Linked DNA regions of Homo sapiens: region 1 is linked to region 2. Evidence: read pairs that join two places in POLR2A ChIA-PET (ENCODE). Cell type or tissue: PC-9. All regions are shown on one strand. Region 1 overlaps REPS2 (RALBP1 associated Eps domain containing 2). Region 2 holds the start of REPS2 (RALBP1 associated Eps domain containing 2).

Region 1 (8,000 bases), 130 kb before region 2:
TTAGACTTTCTTGCACATTTTTGCTATCTCTCAAACACAGCAGCTGTGTGGGACTGTGAGGCAATGGCTCCAAGAACTGGGTCAGCTATTACAAATGGTGATCTCCCTGTTACACACAGCGATCATAGTGTATCCGCTTCTCCTTATGAAAACACATGCCTCGGGTCTGATGCCAGTACCTAGAGAGCCCTGGAATCATCTAGGCTACTATAAATCACACATTCACACTCTCTTTACAGACACCAAAGTTGAAGCCAACTGTTCTATATTTCCAAAGTTGGCCTTATTCATTTTTATAGATTTACATTCTAAATCAGCCCTTTGTTCTTTTTCCCCATATCATGTTACCTATTTTCATAAATGTAAAGGCATTAATGCCACCTACTTCTAAGCTATTCCTTTAAATGCTGCTTGAATCCTACACCAAGAGTCTGTGGACTCTCCTTCCATTGGTTCTACAATTTTTTATTCTATTTCCTGCTTATTCCTTTGGATAAACATCATCACTCCTATGTAACAACCATCCCATCTTTCCCTTCATTTTCCTTTCATTTTTCTTTGCATCTTCTCTCCATCCTATTTCCTTTCCACACTATCACTCCACTTTAAGCCACTCTGTATCAGCACCTTAGCTTCAATCACTGCTTTTCACAATCCTGAGTCTCATTTTATTAAACAAGGGCTTCATTTTATCTTTCCCTTTCAACTCAAGTCCACATCTTGCTTCATCTCACATTATTTTCCCCTCTTTTCTTTACCTTTCCTTATTCTTCTATTGTCATAAACAGGGTGACCCAGGCAGTCTGTCTTAAGTGATAAAGTTGGCAGAAGGAGGGGATATGGGGGGCGGGGCTGGAGGGACAAGGAACAGCACAGCAGCAGGTGAGGTAGGCTTCCCCATGGCCACCCTCACATTCCCAAGTGCCTGACAGGAGGGAGGTCCAGAACGTAGGCAAAATGAAGAAGAAAGAAGTGGTCCCCGTGGTTAGGCAAAGAGAGATGTAGCAACAGAAGCTGGCCAAGCCTTCTGAGCAGGCAAATCATAAGAGAAGGAATATTTATGGCCAATAACAATACAAAAAGATTCTCAGCCTCACTAGGAATCAGGGACATGAAACTGCCTATTACACAGGTAATGATTAAAAAGATGAACATGAAGCAGTGTTGGCAAGATTGTGAGGAAACACTTTCAGACAGTGTTGATGATGGAGCAAGTTGACAGGTGTTCCACCTCACCCTTTGGCAACATATAGCTACACTTTAAACATCTACAGCCTTTGACCCTGCAACTCCAACCAGCAGGATTTAACCTAAGAAAATAATTAGATGATGAAACAAAGATACGGACATGAAATTATTAATAACCTCTGCCTCGTTTATATTATAAGAACAAGGTGGTGGTGTGGGGGAGCTTGGCAAGGGGAGAGTGAGGGGAGGCTCATACCTGTGAAGGAGTGATGGGGGAGAAGGACAAAAAGAGAAACAGAGGGGTATGAAGAGGACACGGGGGTCGGGGTGGAGAGAGAGAGAGGTTTGTTTGCAAGGGTGAGAAAGGAACGGGGGCTGGGGTCGTGGGGTGGTGGGTGAGCTTAAGAGGAAAGTATGGGGAAGAGAAAAGGCAGAGAGAAGAAGGGAGAGATCTCTCCATCAAAGCACAGTCAACCATGGTATATCCATATCATGCACACCTTAAAGGGAACGGTGCAATCCTCTATATGAAATAGAAAGATGGTTAATTGGAAAGATCAGGATACAGAACAGCAAGCATAGTGTGATCCCATTTATCTAAAGTGATACATAAAGATAAGTGCAGCAAAGGGATGCCTAAATGTACACCATGATTCTCAGTGAGTAGACTCTTCTGGTAGGTTTAAGCTCTATTTCATGCATTTCTAGTTTGTCAGCATTTCGATAATTTCTAGCAATATGCAATACACTAAAATTTTATATAATTTAGACAGACCCTTATACTTTTCTGTGAGAATTAACCAACATGAAAATAAATAAAGTAGATGCAATTATACCACCTGCTTTTCATACTGCAGAAATGTTCTATTCTTCATGTGATAAATTTAAACTGCTCATTAAAATTTCATCTGTATAAATTTGTACTGAAAAGACAATGGAATTAGGCTATGAACAGAGACATCACCCACCTAGCTATTATTTGTCTAAATCTTAGATTTATCAGGCCCTACCACAAGGGAGATCGTCAGGGCATTATCAAACCAAAATACTTTTCATCTTGAAGTCACATTGACACAGAGATATCAAAGAAAGCTGTCTTAATTCAGGTTTTCTCTAAAGAAGCCCCTGACATATGAACTTGAGAACAGGTATATTATTCGAGTGAGGGGAAAGTGAGACAGGGCAGGAGGGAAGCAAAACAAGAAAAAGTACATCAATGAATGGTGTACTACGGCAGGCAACTGGGGTTCAGTCCTTTTGCGAGCCTTCTGAGAAACTGGGTAGGAGGAATCACAGAATTGTCTGCTAGGGGTCAAGGAAGTCGGGGTGTTATCCTCCTCGGTGGAGGCTTGCCATTTCAGGCATTAAATTCTTGATACTTGCAGGCCACGGGAATATGGGCCTTACATGCTTACTAAGGCCTGTGGGCCAAATACAGTACTACAGGTTGAGTATCCCTAATCCCAAAAATCCAAAATCCAAAATGCTATAAAACCCTAAACTTTTTAGTGCCAACATGACACTCAAAGGAAATGGTCATTGAAGCATTTCAGATTTTTTTATTATATGCTCAATTGGTAAGCATATAATGCAAATATTCCAAAATCCAAAAATATCCAAAGCCTGAAACACTTGTGACCCCAAGTATTTTGGATAAGGAATATTCAACCCATATTTGGATTATGTTTATTATCTCACCAAAACCTTACAACTCCATGGAGTATTGGCTCTACTGTACAGATTAGGAATCTGAGATGCATAAACATTAAGCTACTTGCTGAAAATCAAACAGTGAATAAGCAGCTGAGCTGAGCTCCAAACCCAGTTTTGTCTCTTCCACTATGTGATGCAGTGTCGTAAAAACCACAGCATGTGAATTCTCCAGTACAGCTGGCATCTCCTTACTGGGTCACACAACCTGAGAGAGACCTGTGAGCATTTCCAGCCTCCCTTCTTGCAAGGTAAAGGTACTGAGATAGCTTCCCAGATTGTTTTAATTTTCTCGCATCCATAGGAAAATCTTCCAGGTCATAATCCGCCAGCCATGTGAAATTTTTATAGCATCATCACCTGTGGTTACTCCCACCCTACATACCAGTCACTATGAAATTTATGCCAGAATTCAGATCAAAGTATGAGAGGAAATTCAAGGCAAATTTTTGTCTGATGAACTCATGGCACAGAATTAAATTTGATAGAGAGTTCCAGATTTTAGTATATTAAAAAACAATCTATAACTTTACTGTGAGGAGAATACTTTATTAGAACAAATAAAACATGCTGAGCTCTGCCCAGACACAGAGGTCATGCTAATGTGTGAGCCAAGGAAAGTCTTTTCTTGCTTTAGCAGAAAAGATAATAATCTGCAAATCACTAGCATCTGAGGCTGGCCTGATTTAAAATGCACATAGATGGAGAAAAAGTTCCAGGAAATCATTGTATTTATAGCTTGCCTGCATGAGTCAGTGGAAAGGCCCTTGCTGCTCCCAAAATAACACTTGGGACAGCACCGTATCCTATCACCTTCACTAAAGCAAAGGCATGCCTCCCATCTTCTATTCCTTAGGTTCCTTAGGAGGGTATCTTCTACTTCACAGGAAGCCAAGGGAGCAGACAGGGCCCCTCTGGGCCTCCCCCACCTCCAGCCCCACTACACAACTGCGGGCTCAAGAACATCCCATCCCCAGAAGCCCAGAGCAGCCCACCTGAAGGAGCCCTTGCCCTAGGACCCTCCACCAACCACCCAACCATCAGTCAGATTCAGAGTCCCCTCAGCATTAAATCCTACAGGACACAGGATCTTCTCCATAAGTGTAAAATGCAGGAGAAGGTTCTGGCTAGGCCTTAATCTCCAAGATCTTTCATAGAAGACCACACAGGCATCTGAGGAAATGACAGACAGCGATCTATCTTGTTCACAAATTACCAATGATGCAGAGAGTAAGACCCCAGCCACACACTCAGCAGGCTGCATGGGAGTGAAGCATTTTTATCCTCTTGGTAGAGAATTTCCTAATTCTTGATCCATAACAAGTGTGGGCAAGGCTCCAGACACATGTGCTACATATGTGTCTAGAATTGCTTTCTCTCCCAAGAATACCATAGCCACGTGAAGACCTTCACGGAATGCGAAACTGCCAGGTCTGCTCTTTCTCCGGACTCACAGAGGCCACTGTGGCAGACACACATCCGCTGGCTCCAACAGGAAATGGAAGGGCTCAGGGGGCAAGGGGCACTTCACCTGGCACACTGGGCTGGAAGACTTTATTCAGATCCAAGGAGGAGGCTCTGGAATGGGTTTTCTGTGGCCGAGGTGGCGGGGTGGGAGGGTCCTCGCCCCTTTTCATGGCCTCTTCTATGGAGGTGCTAGAGTAAGATCTGTAGCAAAATAAGGGAAGGTCAGAAGCGAAATAGCAAAGCTTTACTCTCTGAAGTTGGGGTGAAATGGAAAATACCCACGAAGTCAAAGTGACTACAAAGAACCGATGAGCTACCAAAGCAGCCATAAATTCTATTACCCATTGAATGCCACTATGTACAATAATTGTCCAAATCCAACTATGAATTGGGATCTTTTCAACCTCTTTGTTCTTATTATACCTTAGATCTGAATCAACCCCCCAAAAAAAACTTTGTGTAAATTCAAATCCATTTCTATTGGAATTGTTAATAAGAATAATATGGAGCCCCTCAGCTTAGGCATTTCCATGTTCTAACAGAAGGGCTTCATGGTATTTCATGGTATAAACTGATCAGAGAACTTTTCTCCTGTTCACTTGCAAATGTGATGACAGGCTCATGTGGAATTGGGACAGATAAGCTGAGGGTAAGAATTCAATGTTCAGGGGAATATGCCACAAACGAAGCTGGGAAAGGAAAACACACATCAATCAGATTGAGGGGTCTAGCTTGTCTTTCCCTGAGAAAGCAAAAGTCTCATTTTCAACCTTCTTCCTCAATCTATAGCAAGGCATAATTAACTAGGCAACTTCTGAGATTGTAACTCTGGTAATATCATCTTTTTAAAAAGGAACTAAATAACTTGCAAAAGGTCAGATAGAAAGTTACACAGTTCGATTCAAACTCCAATCTCTGTTTCTATATCCCATTTTTAAAATGTTCTCATACTGCCTATGAGTTGGCGGGGGAATACTTTGGTGATAGCAACTAGAATATTTATTGGAGACCTACTTACTTTCCAAATAAAATTCAACTCCATACACTGCTTAGGAATAGGTTTAAGGACGGGTTCCCAATACGATGATCACGAAAAGGCCCTAAGATGTAGATGTATACATCTGTTTTATTTAGCTTCTCAACTAGCTTCATGTCAAAGCAGAAAACGACCTCTGAGTCAGAGGTACATCCTAGAGAGACAAATTAACCTCTGAAAACCTTCTTCGTACTTAGCTATTAGAGTGGCATTTATGAAGTTAGAATATATCAGTTACTATTAAACCCCTTCAGTTCTTGACAGAGCTGTTTTTGACATTGTGAGTTTTTATTTTCCTGAATAAATTTCTCAAGGATTCTTTGTGGTAGTTGAGGGTTCTGTCTGTCTTACAAGGTTGTAACTTTAATAAAGCCACCATAATGGCATGTGACGTGTTCTGGGGTGGTCCCTGTAACATAACTGGCAAGACAGGCAAGGCAGCAACAGGCAGAAACTAGCAGGGAAGAATGCTCTGGCTCTTTCAACAAGAATCAAAGGGAACTGATACGGAAGGACAAGGTTCTTAAATGGGAACACTTCACTTAAAAAAGACAATTAGAGACCCTAGCTAGAAATGAAAAGAGCTTTCTATGCCACATATAGCTTTAGTGACATCTTTCACTCAAAAAAGAAATAATGTGTGTGTAAATAATGTGTATGCGTGCACACTGTTAAGCACACAATCCCACAGCGCACATTCCTCATTTTCATTTTATTTTCATATATAACCTGTATGTTTATATCTTCATATGGAAAGTTACTGAATATAAAATAAGTGAGATTGTATAACCATGACTGCTGCAACCAATTAAAACATAAATGTGCAGGGAGTTAACAAAATGATGAATGCAGTGGTGTTAAAATGGTGATTTTCCCTCTTTCCCTTATATTTCTACAAAACTTTATTATTTCAAAAAGGAGGATAAAAACAATTCAATTCTCTTCTTCCCAGTGAGAAGTAATGAAAATAAAATCCTCCAAATTAGACCAAAAGCGCAATCTCTGAAAGGATAATATGTAAAATTTAGCCAGACACATTAATAACAGAACGTGTGGCTATGAGATTTTATAATTTCACTGGCTTTCAGGGAGAGAGGAAGTCAGCAGAAGCTAAAACTTTGAGGTTCGATTTATGGTTAACATAGTACACATAACAGATTTCTGCAATTCAAAGGCAATTCCTACTATGAAAGCATATCCCACAACTAGTACAGACTAGTTTGTAAAAGATCCATTCATCCTTTTACAAAGGATGAGTAAATGTGTTGACCACAGAAAGAATGCCTACACCTTTTCTTCCTACCTAAATGAATTACTCTATTGTTTTTAAATACACATAAATATAAAAATATAGATATCTGTATCTTACATAAACAAGGAAACAAAACCCCAATTTGGAAAATGCACATATAAACTAAAGGATAACTCTTTGACTTACAAAGAGATGAGGTTCCTTAAATATCAGTATTTCAAGCATATAAAATATGATCAGACTTAAATTTACTTTTTCAGGATTGTGTCTAGTAGGCAAAGGAGGGAAAAATGTCACTAACAGCCAAAGCAAAACAGAAAACACACACATGGTATCCTCGTTATCCTATCTTACACTGCAGTTCTACCAGTGAAATACAGTACCAATACCATTTCCCTTCCTTAATGGATTAATTCTATTAGTGTCTCTGTATTTCCCCTCTGCACCTCTCTTCTGAGTCTCACATCAACCACAGCTCTGCCTTACTGGCTTTCTCTCTTGTACTAGCCTCTTAAAAAATGTGAAGCTTACAGGGGCACTAAGATAGGCTCAAACAGACCATAAACATCGCTTACCTGAAACTGCAAGCTTCACTGAAGTTATCAGAAGCATTTTCTTTCCCTACTGTAGATTTTATTACCCAGACTTTTTACTTTTTGGTGTTCACCTTGTCATGATAGCAAATTTTCGTGTCTGTTACCTTACCCATATTTTCCTCTTTCCAAAGCTACTTCCCCCTATAAGTTATCATCTTGCAACAACTGGGTTGTCTCACACAATCCACTTCACGTTGAGGGGCCGTAGGGCATTCATGGTCACCTTCTAGCACTAATGACCACAGAAACCAAGGCTCCCAGCATTACTGCATGTTCCCATCAGGCCATGCACGAGCGAAATGGCTCATATCCTAAGCTTTACATCTAAAGGAAGAGGAAATCATGGGTTGGGTTTTGGTTTGTGGTTCTTATTTCTAGGCAGGGGCACGGCACAAAGGGCATTAAAGCAGAAATTAAACGAACACTACCTGGATCTTGGTCTTGCTTTGAGACTGTTGGAATCCTTGGGAGTTGCTGAAACAAAGATATTGCTTGGGTTTCATTTCTGCAGTTAAACAAGTTTATATGCAGCACCTGGGCTAGTACAGAACACATCAACAGGTAAATGTGAGGTAAAAGTGCCCATGTGGAGAACTGGACGGCTCCCACATTTTCATGATTTCCTTGTTTTATTTCAAAATCTAAAGAAACGATTAAAAGGAAAGAAAAACCAGCATATTTTTCCTTTGGTCAAGCACTATTTGAGAGGCCATTCTCAAATCCAAGTTAATTAATGAAGACATTCCAGTAT
Region 2 (8,000 bases):
TATATGGGTACTCTGCTAAATTTTGCTGTGAACCTAAAACTGCTCTGAAAAAAAAAAATAGTCTATTAAAAAATATGTTAAGGCCAGGCATGGTGGCTCACGCCTGTAATCCCAGCACTTTGGGAGGCTGAGGCGGGTGGATCACCTGAAGTCAGGAGTTCGAGACCAGCCTGGCCAACATGGCAAAACGCCGTCTCTACTAAAAATGCAAAAATTAGCCGGGAGAGGTGGCGTGCGCCTGTAGTCCCAGCTACTCAGGAGGCTGAGGCGGAAGAATCGCTTGAACCCGGGAGGCAGAGGTTGCAGTGAGCCAAGATCACGCCACCGCACTCCAGCCTGGGCAACAGAACGAGACTCCATCTCAAAAAATAAATAAATAAAAAATAAGTATTTTTATAGACCATTTACTTGTGGTAAGAATGCAAGATTCTCACTCTTCCTGGAACATTATTATGGTAATCTTAATTGTATGCTTATTAAGAGGAAAACCTGGTTGTTACCATAGAAAATATCAGGACTGGTTAGTGCCTCCAAGATTTGAGCAGTTATACCTGTTGGGGCACTTAAATCTCAACTTACAGGTTCCTGTTTAACAGAGAAAGGGTAAAAACATCTACGTTTGTTTTAAAGAATGGCTAATACACTGATGGGGTAATGCAAATTAAAGTGGATGGAGCATACACACACCACCACCACCACCACCACCACCACCACCACCAAAGTGATGGGTGAAAATTAGGTGTCTGCTGGTTGCTGACTTTGTTTGACTCTCTTAGGATCACATGTCCAGGATGCCTTCAATGTTCATTTTCACCTGTACCAAGAATATTGAGTTATGGTAATTTTGTTGGATTAAAGGTGGATGATGTGTTTTGCTTTGCTAGGCTGAATAAGGGAGCTTCGAGCTCTGAGAGATTTACTCCAAGCAATCTCGCAGGGATGTCCCCTTTTGCCAGTATCTGAAGCAGTCTTTTGCAAGCAGATTTCAACTGGACATCAAAAATATAATCTCATTCACGCACAGCCACTGTGCCTTGGGTCCTTTTAAAACTATATGTACCTCAAGAAAGCATGGGTTCTAACATCAGGAAATCCTTCTTCCCAATTCCTAAAGAGGCATCAACCAACATATTCAGATTTACTATGCCCACCTCCTCTTATCCGATGCATTACTGACAACAAAATAAGCCTTAATAGGTACCCAGCTGTCACTTACTTGCTGCATAGCCTCAGTCAATTATTCCTCTTTCAGCTGGGAAGCAGCTACAGCACTGAATAAATGTATTATGCTCGGGACTATTCTGAGGGCCTCATGTAATAGCCACGGTTTGTGTTTTAAGACACTGACTTTCTCTTTACCTGATCCAGCTCAACTACTCATCAGCAATGGCAGAACTGTCTACATATCAAGGACTTCTTTAGGGATAAACAGCCATGCTAAGTTCTGTGAATACTAGTTACAGTTTCAGAAATCCCAAATTCAAAAGGGTGAAAGATTACAAAGTGTCTAAAGTTATGCTCACAAACATATAGCAGTAAAAACACTCCAGCAGTATAAAACGCAGTCTTAAGCAATTTTTTTAAAAATACGTATGAACACAATGACATTGCAAGTGAACCATAAAACCCTCAGTTCTCCTTTGAAACTAGATTTTAAAATACCACTCGCCACTCTAAATATTCCATTGGTGTTAATAACATTCATACTATTGCTTTTAGGAAAAGCTTCATTTCACGTTTTGAACCTGATATTAACAGTCTTATCACCATGAAGTGCTGGTGACATGAAATGACAGACAAAGGCTTATCAAGTAGTCTTTCTCCAAGCTCCAAGGAAAGCACAAAACAAAAACAGCGTCTGGTATGTATCATCCCCTAGTACTTTTCCAAGTATAGAACAGCCAAAAGGTGGTAGCTATGACATCCCTTACCTTTCAATTCTATTTCAAGTCCAAGTAATGATAGATGGGAAACTACAGCTGTTTCCCATGGTGGACTTCTGAAGTCCACCTCTAATCTCAAATGGGAAATTTGGTTTTGACTTGACAAACGTCCTCTTGCAGTCCCGTGTCCCTGTTCTGCAACTTGTCATTAAGGTTTTCGATTTAATATTAATATTTAGAAATATGTTATGGGCAATTACATATAGTAGATACTTATATATTACAACTACATAGAGAGGACAACATTCAGCCCTGGGCCTCGAACCCTACGGACACACACACCCTTCAAGTTGAAATCCCAGCAAGGCACCCTGAGAACCCACTCAGGAGAGGGAGGGGCAGGAGCAGCGAGCAGAGGTTAAACCAGGCAGCAGCCAAAACAAACACCACTTCCAGAACAGGACAAACTTTGGGTCTGGGCGGCTGCAGAACCCCAGAAATGGCCGGGGGAGGGGAGAGAGTGTCAGACTGTCTCAGGGAAGGAAGATGGGGAGAGCGCACCCAGCACTGGGCGAGGAGCTGAGCTGCGAAGGAGGCTGGTGTCCCCCGGGGACAAGGGCGTCGCCGCCATCCCCGGCTGCAGAGTCCTCTCTCTCAGAACTGGCCGAGGCCTCCGGGTCCCTGGGGGCAGCCCTGTCGCCCCACTCGCAACCTCCGCCCCCGCACACACTGCCCCACAGACCCGCAGGGACAGGAGGCGGAGGGACCCACCTGGTGCAGCGTCTCGGCGGGCAGCTGCGATGCCCGAAACAGGTCAGCCACGGGGCCGGCGGCCGCAGTGGCCGTGCCGGGGGCGACTCTGGCGGCCTCGGGGGGCCCAGACCCGGGGCCCCCGCCCGCGGCGCCGGCACAGCGCGCGAAGAGCTCGGAGTAGCACTGCTGCTCGCCCTCGCTCAGCAGCAGCGGCGGCGGCCCGGAGCCACAGCCCCCGCCCGCCGCTGCCGCTGCCGCTGCCGCCGCCGCCGCCGCCGCTGCCGCCTCCATGGGGCCAGCAAGGGGGCGCGGCGGAGCCCTGTCCCTAGCTGGGGTGCTGCTGCGTCCGCCACAGCCACCGCCTCCTCGGCCTCAGCTGCCGCCGCCGCCGCCGCCGCCACCACCGCCGCCGCCACCACCACCCCCACGCCCCGCAGCTGCCGCGCGGCCGCTTCCTCCCGGCGCGCGCCGGCCCCACCCCCGGGCTTGAATGTTGTGCCTCAGCTGCGCGGCACATGGAGACAGGCGCGGCGCGGCCCAATCACAGCCTGAGATGTCACCCCGGCCCCGCCCCCGCCTCCCGCTTGCCCCGCCCAGCGCCAGGTAACTAACCCAGCGCGCCGCACGCCCTCCGCCCGTCACAGGCTCCGGTGCCCAGGAAGGCGGGCCCCGTGCCTTTCCAAGCCTACCCTGCAAGGGAGCGGAGCCTTTGGCCATCCGCCCTGGTTGGGAAGGGGGCATCTAGACCCAACTGGAGAGAAGCTCTTTTCGGGGAGCGGGGAAGGTTGTGTTGTTTTCTTGCTAGAAGGCTGGGGCAGGTGTGGTGCCCACACCACGCCATGCCCTTTCCAGAAAGGGACAAGGCATGGGAAATTAGGTTTCCTTTCTTCCATAGCAGTACTGCTTATGTCCTAAAGAGCCGGAAGACGCAGACGTCTGTACAAACAGGGTCCCACTGACCCCAGAGTGTTCAGGGTGGTATTGGAGTTAGGCCCCCTCGTCAGACATGGCTCAAACCAGGAGTTGAGACTTTATAAGGAATAACATCGGTTACTCGTAAATACTAGAGTAGTAAGAGTACAAAAAGACCCATTTTGCAGATCATTTCGTCCAAACCCTGCTTTTACAGATGAGGAAACTGCCATGTTCACCTTCATTCCTCCAAAACCAGTTGAATATCTCGTATGTAGCAGATTTATATGCTAGGGCCTGAAAATACAAACCTCAGTAACAGAGGATCCTCACTCTCCAAAGGAAGCACTTATTTTAGTAGTAAAACAGGCATTTTTTTTAGTACAAAACTTGTTCAAGCTCACACCAAAAATCAATGCGAAACCCCACATTTTTCCACCCCGGTCCATGTCCTCCTCTCTCTCTCCATTCCTCCCTATCCTAAAGCATACACACTATATTTTTCAAATGTGCTTGCTTCCCCCTGGCTAGTACTCTAACCACTTTTTTTTTTTTTTTTTTTTTTTGAGAAGGAGTTTCGCTCTTGTTGCCCAGGCTGTAGTTCAATGGCACAGTCTTGGCTCACTGCAACCTCCACCTCCCGGGTTCGAGCGATTATCCTGCCTCAGCCTCCCGAGTAGCTGGAATTACAGGCGCCTGCCACCACTCCTGGCTAATTTTTGTATTTTTAGTAGAGACGGGGTTTCACCATGTTTGTCAGGCTGGTCTCGAACTCCTGACCTCAGGTGATCCACCCCACCCCCACCCCCCCACCTCGGCCTCCCAAAGTGCTGGGATTACAGGCTTGAGCCACCACGCCTGGCCCTCTAGCCGCTTTTAAAAGAAAGTCCAGGCCGGGCGCGGTGGGTCATGCCTGTAATCCCAGCACTTTGGGAGGCCAAGGCAGGCAGATCACTTGAGTCCTGGAGTTCGAGACCAGCCTGGCCAACGTGGTGAAATCCCATCTCTACTAAAAATACAAAAACTAGCTGGGCCATGGTGGTGAGTGCCTGCAGTCCCAGCTACTTGGGAGGCTGAGGCAGGAGAATCACTTGAACCCAAGAGACAGAGGTTGCAGTGAGCCAAGATCACACCACTGCACTCCAGCCTGGGCAACAGAGCAAGACTCTGTCTCAAAGAGAGAGAGAGAAAGAGAGACCAGAAAAGAAGCCACTGGAAAAAAAGTCTGTCCCACCATTGCACTGGAAGTTCCAGCATCAGGCCCACATATCTGCATCTCTTTTCCAAAAATTCTCTTTTTAAATGTCATTTTTCCTGGGAAGACCTGCAGAAATATATGCATGAAGCCTCACTGGGAAACAATAACCCAAAAGAAAACATCAGTCTAGGGTTAAGCACTAATAAAAAATATATTTTACTACAAAGAAAACTACAAAACATTGATTTAAAAAATTGAAGAGGACACAAAAACATGGAAAGGCATCCCATGCTCATGGATTGGAAGAATTAATATTATTAAAATGACCATACTACCCAAAGAAATCTACAGATTCACTGTGATCCCTATCAAAATACCAATGACATTGTTCACAAAAATAGAAAAAACAATCCTAAAAATTGTATAAAACCACAAAAGACCCTGAATAGCCAAAGCAATCCTGAGCAAAAAGAACAAAGCTGGAGGCATCACACTACCTGACTTCAAAATATACTACAAAGCTATAGTAACCAAAACAGCATGGTACTGACATGAAAAGAGACACATAAACCAATAGAACAGACTGGAGAACCCAGAAATAAACCCACACATTTACAGCCAACTGACTTCCAACAAACCACCAAGGAAATACATTGGGAAAGGACAGTCTTTCCAATAAATGGTGCTGGGAAAACCAGATATCCATATGCAGAAGAATAAAACTAGACCTTTATGTCTCTCTCACCTATACAAAAATCAACTGAAGATGTATTAAAGACTTAATCATAAGACCTAAAACTGTAAAACTACTGGAAGAAAACATTGGGGAAATGCTTCAGGACATTGGTCTGGACAAGGATTTTATGGCTAAGACCTTGAAAGCACAGGCCAAAAAAACAAAAATAAGCAAATGGAAATATATTAAACTAAAAGGCTTCTGCACACCAAAGGAAACATTAACAGTATGAAGAGATAACCTGAAGAATGGGAGAAAATATTTGCAAACTATTCATCCAACAAGAGACTGATATCCAGCATATAGAAGGAACTCAACTCAACAGCAAAAAAATAATAATAATCCCATTAAAAAGTGGGCAAAGGATCTGCATAAACATTTCTCAAAAGAATACATACAGATGGCCAACAGGTATATGAAAACATGCTCAACATCATTTATCATCAGGAAAATGCAAATCAAAACTACAGTGAGATATCATCTCACTCCATATATAAGAGAAAAGGAAAGTCTTTTACACTGTTGAGAATACGATTAGTACTGCCCTTATAGAAAACAGTATGGACGTTTCTCAAAAAACTAAAAACAAAACTACTATGTGATCCAGCAATCCCACTACTGGGCATTTATTCAAAGGAAAGTAAATCAGTAATCAAAGAGATACCTGCACCTCCATGTTTATTGCAGCACTATTCACAATAGCCAAGATATGGATCAACCTAAGTGTCCCTCAATAGTGCATGGATAAAGAAAATGTGTTATATATACACAATGGAATACTATTCAGCCATAAAAAAGAATGAAATCCTGTCATTTGCAGCAACGTGGATGGACCTGAAGGTCATTGTGTTAAGTGAAATAAGCCAGACACAGAAAGACAAATATCACATGTTCTCACTCATATGGGAGAGCTGAAAAAGTTGATCTCATGGAGGTAGAGCAATAGTTATCAGAACCTGGGAAAGGTGGGCTGGGGGACGAAGGGAGGTTAGCTAATGGATACAAAAATACAGTTAGAAGGAGTAAAATCTAGTGTTTGATAGCAAAGTAAGGTGAGTATAATTAACAGTTTATTGTGTATTTCTTTTTTCTTGAGACATGGTCTCAATCTGTCACCCAGGCTGGAGTGCAGTGGTGCAATCACGGCTCACTGCAGCCTCGACCTCCTGGGCTCCAGCAATTCTCCTACCTCAGCCTCCTGAGTAGCTAGGACTATAGGCGTGCACCACCATGCCCAGCTAATTTGTGTATTTTTTATAGAGACAAGGTCTCGCTATGTTGCCCAGGCTAGCCCACTCCTAGGGCTCAAGTGATCCACCTGCCTCAGCGTCCTAAAGTGCTAGGATTACAGGCATGAGCCACCATGCCCAGCCTATTGTACATTTCAAAATACCTAGAAGATTTGAAATGTTCCGAGCACAAAGAAATAATAAATGTTTGAGATTATGGATATGCCAGTTATTCTGGTTTGATCATTACACATTGTATACATGTACCAAAATATCACATATACCCCGTAAATATGTACAATTATTATGTATCAATAAAAAAATTAATACATTTTATAATTTGCTTTAATAAAGGGATATATAAAACTTACACCCCAAATAGTTTTATTTTTATTAAAAACAGAGACAAAAAACATCTCAAGAAATACCACTGACGATAACAAATATACTTTGGTATTATGGTCAACTAAAGGACCAAGGTCAGGAAGAGAGGAGAAGGGGAAAAAATCATGAAATTGTAAATACAAAAAGAAGGAAAGGAAAGGGGGAGAGAGTGAAGAGAGATACATAAGAAGAAGAAAAATAAAAAATGATGTCAACCTCAGTGATAACCAGAGTAATATTTTCCTTTTGGAATCTGGAAAAATGGAACAGAGAAGAGGATCTTCTCCAGAAGGAAGAAGTTCTCACCTCTTCACTAAGCTTTCTTTACACCACGTCTTGCATCCAACCTGCCAGGAGGGAACTAAAACAACAGAAAGCTTCGGAATGGAACAAGAGTGCAGAAAGGATATGTAAATTAGGAGCAATAAAGACTAACTTCACTTGGGAATTTCCATTTCAAAATCTCACCACCTGGCCAGGCGTGGTAGCTCATGCATGCAATCCTATCACTTTGGGAGGCTGAGGCAGGAGGATCACTTGAGCCCAGGAGTTCCGGACCAGCCTGAGCAACATAATGAGACCCTGCTTCTATTTAAAATTTAAAAAGAAAAAAAGAATTTAAAAAAGGAAAGAAGGCCACGCATGGTGGCTCATGCCTGTAATCCCAGAACTTTGGGAGGCCAAGATGGGAAGATCACTTGAGGCCAAGAGTTTAAGACCAGCCTGGCCAACATGGCAAAACCCTGTCTCTACTAAAAATACAAAAATTAGCTGGGCGTGATGGCTCATACCTGTAATCCCAGCTACTCGGGAGGCTGAGGCACAAGAATCTCTTGGACCTGGGAGGCGGAAGTTGCAGTGAGCTGAGTTCGTGCCACTGCACTCCCGCCTGGATAACAGAGCGA

Evidence for each region. Peaks named below come from ENCODE experiments on the same cell type or tissue, not always from the same donor. Only the 100,000 strongest peaks of a DNase experiment are listed, where the experiment ranks them.
Region 1: POLR2A ChIA-PET joins it to region 2 with 23 read pairs; 3 of 35 experiments call an interaction of 5 or more read pairs at or near these places.

Annotation. Positions count from the first base shown.
Region 1 is chrX:17,073,837-17,081,836 of GRCh38, reverse strand. It overlaps REPS2 (RALBP1 associated Eps domain containing 2), which reads right to left. Exons shown (of 18, transcript NM_004726.3): 12 at 7,678-7,723; 13 at 4,430-4,566. Among named protein-coding and RNA genes, the nearest start is that of REPS2, 130 kb to the right of the region's middle. In PC-9, no CTCF peak of the experiment used is centred here; a DNase peak (open chromatin) is centred at 3,626; H3K27ac peaks cover 768 bases.
Region 2 is chrX:16,941,789-16,949,788 of GRCh38, reverse strand. REPS2 (RALBP1 associated Eps domain containing 2) reads right to left here and starts at 3,131. Exons shown (of 18, transcript NM_004726.3): 1 at 2,655-3,131. The coding sequence starts at 2,927. In PC-9, no CTCF peak of the experiment used is centred here; a DNase peak (open chromatin) is centred at 3,188; H3K4me3 peaks cover 1,808 bases.